Linked DNA regions of Homo sapiens: region 1 is linked to region 2. A link is a contact called in ENCODE Hi-C or POLR2A ChIA-PET data. All regions are on one chromosome and are shown on one strand. The core of a region is the stretch at or near the end of the contact, and the rest is flanking DNA. Distances in the headings are between cores, read along the strand shown.

Region 1 (6,523 bases), core at 1,019-3,518, 230 kb after region 2:
GGGGGCTGAGTTTCATGGGCTGCTTCCTGGTCTTGTCTTGTTTCTGGTCTGCAGCATTTGACAATCTTGTTTTCCAATCTCTCTTAGAAATTATCTCCTCCCCAGGTTTCCATAATACTCTCTGTCTTGAGTTTCCTACTACTAATTCTTGGGTGTTTTCTTGTCCTTTTCTTTTCATGTTTTTCTGTTTGATTGTTTTGTTTCTTTTTGTTGTTTTGAGACGGAGTCTCGCTCTGTTTCCTAGGCTGGACAGCAGTTGCTTTATCCTAGAACTTATGATGTAGCTGCCTGTGTGCCCATCTGTCTCCACAACAGAGCAAGGTCCTGGAAGCAGAGGTCGGGGGCGTGGGGGAGGTCTTGCTTGTCCTCTTTATGTCTCAGTGCTTAGTGTACCTTATATTTGGACAATGAATAAATAAATGTGCGCTGCTCTAGAAAAGAGATCATTGTCTCAATGGAGTGAAAATCAGTAAGGGGTAGGTCTCGGCTCACTGCAACCTCCACCTCCCTGGTTCAAGTAATTCTCCTGCCTCAGTCTCCCGAGTAGCTGGGATTACAAGCGCTCACCAACCCGCCAGGCTAAATTTTTGTATTTTTAGTAAGAGATGGGGTTTCACCACATTGGCCAGGCTGGCCTTGAACTCCTGACCTCAGTTGATCTGCGGGCCTCGGCCTCCCAAAGTGCTGGGATTACAGGCGTAAGCCACTGTGCCTGGCCCCTTTTCATGTTTTTATGTTTTGAGACGGAGTCTCGCTCTGTCACCCAGGCTGGAGTGCAATGGCGTGATCTCGGCTCACTGCAACCTCCACCTCCCTGGCTCAAGCGATTTTCCTGCCTCAGCCTCTCAAGTAGCTGGGATTACAGGCGTGAGCTACCACCCGGCCTCTTTTCATGTTTTTAAATTAGTCTCCCCTTTTTATTTTATTTTATTTTTTAGATAGAGACAGGGTCTCGCTATGTTGCCCAGGCTGGTCTCGAACTCCTGGACTCAAGCAGGTTCTTTTCTTCAGGCTTCTCCTTCTCCTGCCTCAGGAACTCATCCTCACTCCCTGCAACGTTTCAATAAGCACTTGCCTGGTTTGCCTGCCTCTGGCCTTGCTAATTAGACAACTACGATCTTTCTACCAGGAAAGTGTGATCCTGCCCTCAAGTCTACAAGGGCGGCCTGAGCTGACATGATAACATCTAACCTCTTTAGTTAGATATAGGATGTCCCTTGTCATCTGGCCCCTGGTGACCTCTAACAATATCCCCATCCCACTCCACCCCTTTACAGTCTGCAGTAGAACCGTCTGCAGTCCCAGTGCTGGAAGCCCAGGCTGCCTCATGCCTCCCTGTCTCTGCATACATGGTCGCTTTATCCTAGAACATATGATGTAGTTGCCCGTGTGCCCATCTGTCTCCACAACAGAGCAAGGTCCTGGAAGCAGGGGTAGGGGCGTCGGGGAGGTCTTGCTTGTCCTCTTTATGTCTCAGTGCTTAGTGTACCTTATATTTGGACAATGAATAAATAAATGTGCGCTGCTCTAGAAAAGAGATCATTGTCTCGATGGAGTGAAAATCAGTAAGGGGCAGAGTAAGGACTGGACATCAGGTCTTGGAAAGTTCTGACCCTTCCCACTATGTAAACATCCTTTCTACTGAGGGACCTCACGGGGTGACAAAGCCTTAGAGGAAATGTACGCAGTCTCTGCATGGTCCTAAGAAAATAAAGGAAATAAAGTAAGTGTTGTAATCCTGGACTGGAGTAGAAAGACTTCTTAGGGGGAGGCATTTTAAGGAGGGTGGAGAGGGGGATGCTTCCCGCCTCCGGATCACAGTCTACGAGAGCTTGCTGCTTTAGATGAGCCCACACCAGACCGAGACACAGGCAGAGCGGTGCGGCTGAAAGACATCTCTGCATCAGAAAACTTGAGTCCTGGTTTTTTCTACATCTGCCGCTGACTAGCAGATCTCAGAAGGCCCAGCAGCCTTCAGGTGTAAAACAAAGGAGTATTTTCCATCTCTTTCAACCCGAAAATCCAGAAAGTGGGGACATCTGTGTTTGAAGATTGTTCAACATTTTTCAGATTAAACTGATCCACATTTTCCAAGGTATCAAAGTGGTGGCTGCATCCTCTCATGGTGCTGGGAATCACAGACTTCTCCCCTCACCCTTGATTGTGACCTGATTCTAGAAGACGGTTGCTGATAGAAATGTCCAAGTTATTCAAGGGGCTTCTCTAGAGGAAACAACTTCCATTTCACTCTTGATTCTCTAGAGGAAATATAACTTTCGTTTCACTCTTGATTCTCGAGAGGAAACAACTTCTGTTTCACTCTTGATTTTCACTATTTTCACGTTACGGGTTGAGATAAATGGCCTTAGATTTGACTCATCGAGGAGAGAGCGATTCTGCCTAGAGTTCTTTGAAAGCCGGCTGTACTGAGTGAGATCCTAGGTCACTGCAGAGAAGGAAAGGGAAGAGAAGTGGGGAGGGAGAGGGGAACAGAGAGGGGCACGGAGAGGGACAGGGAGATTGGTTTCCTTTGACAAACCCAGCTGGTTTCCTCGGTAGTTGTGTGTGGTTTCCACCAAACCCACCTATCACTTAGTTAGGACTGCTAATTAGGGGGCAGAGATGAGGACTGCTGTCTGTAGTCGTAAAGATGGTTACTAAGCAGGAGGCTGAGCTGGTGGTTGCAGCTGACACTGGAAATTCACCCAGCTTCGCCCCCCGGGAGATGTGCCACCCCTACATCGTAGGCAGCTGTGGGCCACAGGCATTTCGTTCTCCAAAATCCTACATTCATCTTACTTCATTTAATGTTTGCAGCCACATAAGAAGTAGAAAACATAACTTGATTTCCAGATTAGAAGACTGAAGTTTGGACAGAAAAAATAACTTGCCCAGTGTCACCCAGCGGGCACACGGAGGAGCTGGGATTCAACATCAATGACTCCAGGACCATGGTCTGTCTCCACGAGACTAGTCTACCCACCTCGATTCTCTGCCTGGTAGGCCTTCCCCACTTTTCCACCTGCTAAATCAATCACACCTGGTTGCATCTCTCCTTCTTTCCTCCCCTAACCCAAGACTCTTTTTTGTTGTTGTTGTTTTGGAGATGGAGTTTGCTGTTGTTGCCCAGGCTGGAGTGCAGCGGCACGACCTCGGCTCACCACAGCCTCTGCCTCCCGGGTTCAAGCGATTCTCCTGCCTCAGCCTCCCGAGTAGCTGGGATTACAGGCACGCGCCACCATGCCCAGCTAATTTTTGTATTATTAGTAGAGATGGGGTTTCACCATGTTGCCCAGGGTGGTCTTGAACTCCTGACCTCAGGTGATCCACCCGCCTCAGCCTCCCAAAATGCTGGGATTACAGGCGTGAGCCACCATGCCCGGCCATATCCCATGACTCTCTAAAGCACTCTGTGGTTGTTTCTGGGTTATTTTCACTTCTCCAATTAGGAGGTAAGTTTTTTGGGGTCAAAGAGCATGTTTTCGACTTTGTTTTCATCCTATCCCAAATTGCCTGGTACCAAGCTTGGTAGCTGATGAGCCAACAGGGAACCCACGAATGACATTGTATTAGAAGACCACAGGCTTTGGGCTCAAGGAATGACCCTTCCCTTTTACAGTCCTGTCCACACCTCAACAGCCCTCTCGTAGCTCGGTGGATCTCAGCTGAATGTCAATGAGCCAGAGCTTCCCCTGACCACCCAAGCCCAAGTGTTGTCCCTGGCTATTCCTCCTCGTAGCATCTCTTTTTCCTCTTCATCGGACTTACTACAACGTGTACTCATAGGCTCATTTGAGTATCTACCTTATTTTCTCCACTAAAATGTGAACCCCAAGAGGCCAGGGACCATGGGCATTTTGACTCAAAACATATTCTTTGAATGACTTTAACAGAAACTTCCATCAACTTCTCAAAGGGCCAACCACATACGCAGTGAAGAGGGTTTCAAATGATGAATCAGGGACTTTTCCCTGTGTTCAGGCGTGAACCCCGACTCACCATGGGGTCGTATCCACATGCTCTCTCTTGACCTCAGTTCTTTACTTGCAAAGTAAGGATCATGGTTCTAGTCCCATTTACTCTCATAGGCTCTTGCCTGGAGAAAGTGAAATCATTTTAGCCTTGCTGTGTTGTTAAAGCCAAGGCCTAATGCCAACGTGACTAGTTATAAGCCCCTTGAGGAGGGGCTCATGTCTGACAAACACTCTGTCTCTCTGTCCCTCTCAACATAATTTTTGTGAACAGGCCAAGTAGATAAACAACTCAAAAAAATAAAAATATACAAAATGCATACAGTGACAACGTTCCCTTGCTCCTCTGTCCACACCTCCCCAGGTCCCACCCTTAACCATTACTATTGGTTTTATTCATAGCATTCCAGAGTTTATTTTTTTTTTTTATTTTATTTTACTTTATTTTCTGAGATGGAGTCTTGCTCTGTTGCCCAGGCTGGAGTGCAGTGGCCCTATCTCGGCTCACTGCAAACTCTGCCTCCCGGATTCCAGCAATTCTCCTGCCTAAGCCTGTCGAGTAGCTGGGACTACAGGCGCCCGCCACTATGCCTGGCTAATTTTTGTATTTTTAGTAGAGACGGGGTTTTGCCACGTTAGCCAGACTGGTCTCGAACTCCTGACCTTGGGTGATCCACCCGCCTCGGCCTCCCAAACTGCTGGGATTACAGACGTGAGCCACTGCGCCTGGCTGCCATTTTAAAATATACAATTAAACCATTATGGACCACAGTCCTCAGTGTGTGATCAAATACTCAGTATTATTCACTCTTTCTATTTTCCAGAGTTTCTATATCTGCCTACAAGTAACCATGAAAGCACTTCCCCTACAGGATCATGTCTTACCCTTGCAAGCTTTCCAACTGTCTTGCTCCATGCCCAACACCAGGTAAATCTTTAGTAAATTCAGTACATTTAGTAAATCTGTTGGTGGATTTGATTAACTAATGATCTTGAAACCAACACATTGGACAAGCAACAAGGTGAGTTTGCAATGTGTGTTACAGACGGATGAAAGCACACGCTGAACAGGGCCTACTCCAGTGAACCATCATCTGCCTGCATCTTTCCTGTTCCAGTCCAAGACCAATCCGGATACTTGGGCCTTGTTTTGTTTTGCTCTTCCTGGGAAGTGTCAGTTCATTGGTCGTTACAAGGATAATAGGAGTTACTTCCTGACTGCATGAAAAGTACATAGAACAGAGCCTGGCACAGAGAGAGAAGCCAATGAGCAGCAGGAATGATGATCACAGGCAATCTTCCCTTCCGCCACCACTCACCTCAGATGACCTGGTGAGCCTTGTGTCACAGGCTGGGTACTTCCCCCGGAATTCACATGTTGAAGCTCTAACCCGCAGTACCCAGAATGTGACTGTATTTGGAGAGAGGGCCTTCTCTCCAAATAGAAGGAGGTAATTAAGGTAAAATGAGGCCATTAGTGTGGGTCCTAATCGGATATGACTGGTCCTGATGAGAAGTGGAGATTAGGATACTGACACACACAGAGGGAAGCCCATGTGAGGACCCAGGGGAGGGAGGCTGTCTGTGACCAAGGAGAGTGGCATCAGGAGAAACCAGCCCTGCCAACGCCTTGGCCTCCAACTTTCAGCTTCCAGAACTGGAGATTTGTGTCATTCAAGCCTCCCAGTCTGTGGCACTTTGTCATGGCAGCTCAAGCCGACTAGCACACCTTGCCTAGCCCTGCTTTTCTCAAATATGTTCAACTAGAGAAGTTGTCTTGATTGTTTAGAGCCAAGCCCTGTGCTGCTACAAGGGCATAGGCTGAACCAACCACCTGTCAAGGAGTTTCCATGCAGAAGGGGGTGAAGGAGGCTTCACCCTAAGGTGAGCCCCTTGACCCTCTCCCCAGGAATTCTCCAGCTATGCCTGGGGATGGAAGCTGCCTTCCTGACTACTCTTCTGTTGTTGTTAAGCGCTGGGGTCTCACCCTGTCACCCAGGTTGGAGTGCAATGGTACCATTACAGCTCACTGCAGCCTCGAATTCCTGAGCTCAAGTGATCCTCCTGCCTAAGCCTCCTGATTAACTGGGACTGGAGGTGCACATTACCATGCTAGCTAATTTTTTTGATCTTTTGCAGAGATGAAGGTCTTGCTATGTTGCCCAGGATGGTATCAGATTCCCGACCTCAAGCAATCCTCCCACCTCAGCCTCACAAAGTGCTGGGATTACAGGTATGAGCCACAGACCTGTTCCCCTGGCAGGTCTTTGAAAATGCACGCAGGGCTGCAGCAGCCACAGCCCTGCCAGAGAGAGAAGCCCCCATTTGGGGGTTGTGGGGAAGCAGGCATCTGCCAGAGATTCCACGTGGTTCTGGCACGTCTCAGGCCAGCCTGGGCTTTAATTCCTTGGCTAACCCTCCTTCCTTTCTTGCTGAAGTAAATGAGATATGGTTTATGACGTTTGCAGCTCAGGGGGTCTTGACTAATATAGTCTCTATGGAGTCAGATCCTGATGTTCAGCTACTCTTGGTCAATGGTTCCTGCCGGGGCT
Region 2 (6,340 bases), core at 1,872-4,371:
GCCAGGTCCTGGGCTAGTATTTCATCAGTGTTATTGTATGTAATCCTCACAACAATTCTTCCAGATAGGTACTTTTATTCCCATTTTACTGATAAGGAATCTAAGACTTGTTCAATGTTTCACTGCTTTTAAAGGGTGGCACCAGTGCTTGAACCCAGGCCCGTTTAACATCCAATTCCTTCCTTCTAAACTACTAACTAGACTGTTCTTTGCATGTGTGTTACATATAGGTATATATAGACTACATAGTAGGCAGGCAATAAATATTTGTTGAATGACTATTCTGTAGTGTATGTATTTGCTCAGAACTATCAAGTTTATTACTGTCCTTAGAAATTGATGCTAATCATGTGATCTTCTGGATCAGAGTATAGCTAAAAAGATTCATATCATAACATCAGGTGGAGCCCAGAACAATGAGTATTAAAGTGAGTGCTTAGATAATATGGTAATATCTATTACAAGCACCCACTTATAATAGGTATTACTTATAATAGGTTGTGGCTGAACCCTAAAGCACCTGGAATAGTCTTTATAATTAGTTCCTCAACAAATATTTATAAATGTATTCTAGTATCTTAGGTACCATGTAGGTATTAGGTTCTTGATAAATATTTCTTCAATACATCATTATTGCAGTCCCTTTTTATCACTGTTTAGGCCATGTCGATGAATTCCCCCAGCTGCACTCAATGTAAAGAGTGTGGGTTTGACTATATTTACTGTTCTCACATCAGCTGAGTTTAACTCACACCCAGCAGAGATGTTAAGGGTCAAAGGTATTGAGAGAAAGTTCTTTATCTATCCAACATGAAAACTGGCTGAATGCTGTGGATAATAAAGTCACTGTGAACATATACCTTTAGGAGAAAAAGGCCTTCTTTCCTTTGAAATGTGGGTTAGCTCTGTTTCGTGCTGTAACACATATTATTAAAAAGCCCCTGAAGCATTTTGAAGAGCTGTGAAGGCTTTACCTCTCTAAGTGTTACTTGCATTTCTCATGGCACTTCCTGCCTCATTTAATTCTACTAATGTTGTTAGATCACCTATCATAACTTGATGTACTGAATTAATATTTTCCTCTTGAAGACGTTTTGGAAAAAAATATATCTTGGCCTTATTATGAACTTAGAGGCCCTTGTTAATGAGCAGGATGCAAATGATTCATTTGGAAGACAGAAATCCTTTCTGAGTGGCTACCGTTTACTTAAATATTCTTGTGATGTGCAGAGTGATACTAACTGGCTTGAGAAAGTTGATACCGATTCCAAAACTAGGGTAATTTAAGATAAAAAATACACTAGGGGCTCTGTAAATGGGGTGAATATAACAAATTGCCTGAGATGAGCCAATTATCTGGGCTCTGAATTTGGCCTAGATTGCTGGTAATCAAGGCAAAAAGAAAAATAAGGTGGATAATATAGGTCTGACTGCCCCCACCATGTTTATTTGTTAAAGAAACATTTATAGGCCAGGTGCAGTGGCTCACGCCTGTAATCCCAGCACTTTGGGAGGCCGAGGTGGGTGGATCACCTGAGGTTGGGAGTTCAAGACCAGCCTGACCAACATGGAGAAACCCCCGTCTCTACTAAAAATACAAAATTAGCCGGGCGCTGTGGCGCATGCCTATAATTCCAGCTACTCTGGAGGCTGAGGCAGGAGAATTGCTTGAACCTGGGAGGTGGAGGTTGCAGTGAGTGGAGATCGTGCCATTGCACTCAAGCCTGGGCAACAAGAGTGAAACTCCATCTCAAAAAAAAAAAAAAGAAATATTTATAAATTTACCCAAATTTTACTTGGCATTCTATTCAAGGAGGAAAAAAGCATTTGTCTCCTAAAGAGTTACTGTATTCCTTTAAAAATATCCACAGGCAAACATAGTAACTCATTAAATATTATAGCCTACTCACAGGGTGTCTGCCATTCTTATTAGAGAAGAGAGAATGGCATATTAAAAATATGTCAGAAGTTATGGGAAGTTGTGAAGTGGAAGACAGACTTCAAGTTGTGATCCTTCACAAGGCTTCATTCTATGCTTGGCTGTTTGGGAGAGTTCAGAAATCAGCTCAATATGAAAGATATAAGAGCAACTGTCCAGCTGAGGTGGTACATACCACACTAATTTATGGAGAGGACTGAAAAAGTCAATTAAGCTCCTAAAATTCCTTCATCATTGCTAAGAAGCATTGACAAGCTAAGATATAAAGTTGGGAGATGGACTAAATACACAGGATGGCAGAATAAGACTAGACAAGTCTTGAAGGGTTAAAGAGATGAGATCATTCTAACATGGCATTTAGTAGAGGTCAGTGCCATGTCAGGCCCTGCCGTTGAGTCGAAAACATCAATGGTTTGAGTAAAGAATAGGTGGGAGGTATTTTGCAGCACTTGTGGGAAAAGGTGTTCAGGGTTTTAGTTGAAAGCAAGCTCCATATGAGGCCACATTGTGATGGTTGCAGTCCTTCATCCACCTTTTACCTACCTATCAAAAAATAAAGGAAACAGTGGGCTGGATGGTTTCTTCTTAGGGTAAATCCTCTCTTTGGTTGGGGCTGCTGTTGTTGTCCAGGTAAATACCTTTGCAAGCCAACATGCTTCCCATTTAACCCTGGGTTTTACCCATCCCAGCTGTCTCATAGAGGCCTGACTTGCACCTTTCTGTTCCCTGCCCTGCCCAAGCAGTCATTTGATGCCCCGCTTTAGAATAAAGGAAGTGATAAACTCTCTCTAGGCCATGCTGCTTGGACTTTGCCAGGGGTATTTCATTCCGCTTAGAGTACCACTCTTATAAGTATTGTACAGAAATTAACTCATTCAGAGAGTACCTAGGATAAGGAGTCTTAAAACTGAGTCATAGGAGGAACAGTTAAAAAACAGCAGGCTGGCCATGGTGGCTCATGCCAGTAATCTCAGCACTTTGGAAGGCTTAAGCAGGAGAATCACTTGAGGCCTTGAGTTTGAGACCAGCCTGGGCAACATAGCAAGACCTTGTCTCTACCAAAAAAAAAAAAAAAAAAAAAAAAAAAATTAAAGCCCAAAGCTTTCTCTAGAAGACAAAAGACAGGGAGACAAGAAAGCTGTCTTCCGAGGCCTGAGGGCTGTCACAAAGCAGACAGATTCATGTTATCTCTGTGGCCACGAGAGGTAAAGGCAGCACAGGGAGACCTCAGAGCATTTCAGCCCTAGAAGGAAGCCGCACAGAAGTGAGTCTGTAGGTGTTAGAAGGCAGCTGTGCTACACTAACTTTCAGATCCCTCCAACCTACCATCCTTGAGGTTCTTACGAATGTTGAAGTAATCTCGATTCTCGGAACTACCATCCCTCCTCCTCACCACCCCCCACACCCTAGAACCCTTTCTTGCTATAAAAAGGCCATTCCTTAGAAAGTTAAACATAGAATTACCATATGATCCAGTAATTCCACTTCTGGGGATGTACTCAAAAGAATCGAAAGTAGAATCTCAAATAGATACTTGTACAGTAATGTCTAAAGCAGCGTTATTCACAGTAGTCAAAAGGTGGAAGCAACCCCAGTGTCCCTCAGTGGATTAATATAACAAAATGTGAGGTATCCATATCATAGAATATTATCCAACCTTAAAAAGAGAAGAGATTCTGAGACATGCTGCAACATGAATAAACACTGAGGATGTTATGATAAGTAAAACATGCCTGTCACAAAAGGATGAATATTGTATGATTATACTTATATGAGGTACCTGGAGGAGTCAAATTAATAGAGACAGGAAGTAGAATGGTGGTTGCCAGGGGCTGCTGGGAGAAGGGGATGGGGAGTTGTTTAGTGGGTACAAAGTTTCCGTTTGGGAAGAGGAGAAAGTCTGGAGATGGATAGTGGTGAGGTTTGCACAAGAATGTGAATATACTTAATGACACCGAACTGTGCACTTAAAAATGGTTACATTGTGACCAGGTGCGGTGGCTCACACCTGTAATCCCAGCACTTTGGGAGGCCAAGGCAGGTGGATCACCTGAGGTCAGGAGTTTGAGACCAGCCTGACCAACATGGTAAAACCCCGTCTCTATTAAAAATACAAAAATTAGCTGGGCATGGTGGTGTGTGCCTGTAATCCCAGCTACTCGGGAGGCTGAGACAGGAGAATTGCTTTTACCCGGGAGGCAGAGGTTGCAGTGAGCTGAGATTGCACCATTGCACTTCAGCCTGGGCAACAGAGCGAGACTCCATCTCACAAAACAACAACAAAAAAAGGCTGGGCGCGGTGGTTCACGCCTGTAATCCCAACACTTTGGGAGGCCGAGGCGGTTGGATCACCTGAGGTCAGGAGTTCAAGACCAGCCTGGCCAACATCATGAAGCCCTGTCTCTACTAAAAATACAACCATTAGCCAGGCATGGTGGCGGGCACCTGTAATTCCAGTTACTCGGTAGGCTGAGATGGGAGAATCACTTGATCCTAGGAGGCAGAGGTTGCAGTGAGCCAAAACTGCTCCATTGCACTCCAGCCTGAGTGACAGGGCAAAACTCTGGCTCAAAACAGAAAAGCAAACAAACAACAACAACAACAAACAGCAAAAAAAAAAAAAAAAAAAAAAAAAAAAAGATGGGGTGGTTCCCCTCCAGTGGCTCACACCTGTAATCCCAGCACTTTGGAAGGTCGAGGCAGGCAGAATGCTTGAGCCCAGGAGTTTGACACTAGCCTGGGCAACTTGGTGAAACCCTGTCTTTACAAAAAAGTACAAAAATTAGCCTGGTGTGGTAGCCCATGCCTGCAGTTCCAGCTACTTGGGAGGGTGAGGTGGGAGGATCACCTGAGCCTGGGGAGGTCGAAGCTACAGTGAGCCGTGATGGCACACCGCTGCACTCCATCCTGGGCAACAGAGTGAGACCTTGTTTCAAAAAAATAAATAAAAGGCTGGACGTGGTGGCTCAGGCCTGTGATCCCAGCACTTTGGGAGGCCAAGGTGGGAGGATCACCTGAGGTCAGGAGTTCGAGACCAGCCTGGCCAGCATGATGAAACCCCGTCTCTACTAAAAATGCAAAAATTAGCCAGGCATGGTGGTGCATGCCTGTAAGCCCAGCTATGTGGGAGGCTGAGGCAGGAGAATCACTTGAACGCAGGAGGCGGAGGTTGCAGTGAGCCGAGATCGGGACACTGCACTCCAGCCTGGGCGACAGAGTGAGACTCTATCTCAATCAAGTGATAAATAAATAAATAAATAAATAAATAAATAAATAAATAAAAAAGTGAAGTGTGGGAGGGATTGCTCGGTACTCAGCATCAAGGATGAAAGCTGACTGCAGCCATTGTCCCAGTTGAGTTCAGTGGACTTTTCAGTGCAGCCCCGGGATGAAAAGTTCTTCCAGGCTCCTGTACTGTGCATGCTCTTAAGGACAGAAAGCGTTTTCTTTGCATCTAGACCCACTTACCCCCTGCCCCTCTGCTCAGTGCTTGTAGCTCTCTCTACACTGTTATTTCATCTTTTCATCCCTGCTAAATCTTTGCCCTGAAAAATGCAGCTCCCTTGATCTGAACAAATGCTGTGCCCCACTCTGGCCCTGAGTCCCCCATTAGAGCATCTGGAGGAGATACCGAACCACTTTCCATGTTTTCTTTCTTCCTTCATACTAAACACACTTTCCTCTTGTATGTGCCTTGCTGTGCAAAGTGCAGTTCATTGTTAAAGACAGATATAGAAACAAATACTTACAATATTGTTAAAAACAAATACAGAAACAAATAGTTACAATACTGTTAAAGACAGATACAGAAGCACATAGTTACAATACAATGTAGCAAATTTTGTAATGGGGAACAGATTTACAATGAAGGTTGTGATTTCTTATTAAGATGGACTCCAGAGACTCTCAAAGGAGCTATTTTTAGAAAAATTGTGTTGTGAATTACATATGCAATTAATAATAATAGCTAACATTTCTTGATCACAATTTCTAGTTGCCTTGTGTGACTTAATCCATGTAAATCTCAGAGTAAGCCTAAGTGGTACATACTGTTATCATCCCTATTTTTGAGTTGAGGAAATTTAGGCTCAGAGAGATTAAGCACACAGCTAGAGAGTGCTTGAGCCAGAATTTGAAGCTGGATTGCTTGTCTTATCTCCAGAGCCTCCCTCATAAGCACTATGTTCCCTCCAATAATGGCCAGAAAGCAATATAATGAAGTTTCTGTTCTTGCCAGAAAGTTTGCCAACATTTTTTCTTTTTCTTTTTTTTTCTTTTTTTTTTTTTTTTTTGAGACGGAGTCTCGCTCTGTCGCCCAGGCCGGACTGCGGACTGCAGTGGCGCAATCTCGGCTCACTGCAAGCTCCGCCTCCCGGGTTCACGCCATTCTCCTGCCTCAGC

Evidence for each region. A loop is a pair of places that touch in the nucleus more often than their neighbours do. ChIA-PET counts read pairs that join two places held with the same protein, here RNA polymerase II (POLR2A). Pooled maps may share reads with other maps.
Region 1: a loop to region 2 is called in a pooled map, with 3 times the contacts of the local background. The contact joins two enhancer-like sites. A Hi-C loop is called at or near these places in 2 of 50 pooled maps. POLR2A ChIA-PET finds 5 or more read pairs at or near these places in 3 of 52 experiments (H1, activated T-cell and activated naive CD4-positive, alpha-beta T cell).

Annotation. Positions count from the first base shown.
Region 1 is chr1:236,118,468-236,124,990 of GRCh38, forward strand. No RefSeq gene overlaps it. Among named protein-coding and RNA genes, the nearest start is that of GPR137B, 21 kb to the right of the region's middle. RefSeq lists an enhancer at 2,211-2,330. Within about 2 kb of position 2,269, at least 3 of the 41 ENCODE cell types and tissues checked have a DNase peak (open chromatin) inside an H3K27ac peak, as active enhancers do.
Region 2 is chr1:235,885,095-235,891,434 of GRCh38, forward strand. No RefSeq gene overlaps it. Among named protein-coding and RNA genes, the nearest start is that of LYST, 21 kb to the left of the region's middle. Within about 2 kb of position 3,122, at least 5 of the 41 ENCODE cell types and tissues checked have a DNase peak (open chromatin) inside an H3K27ac peak, as active enhancers do.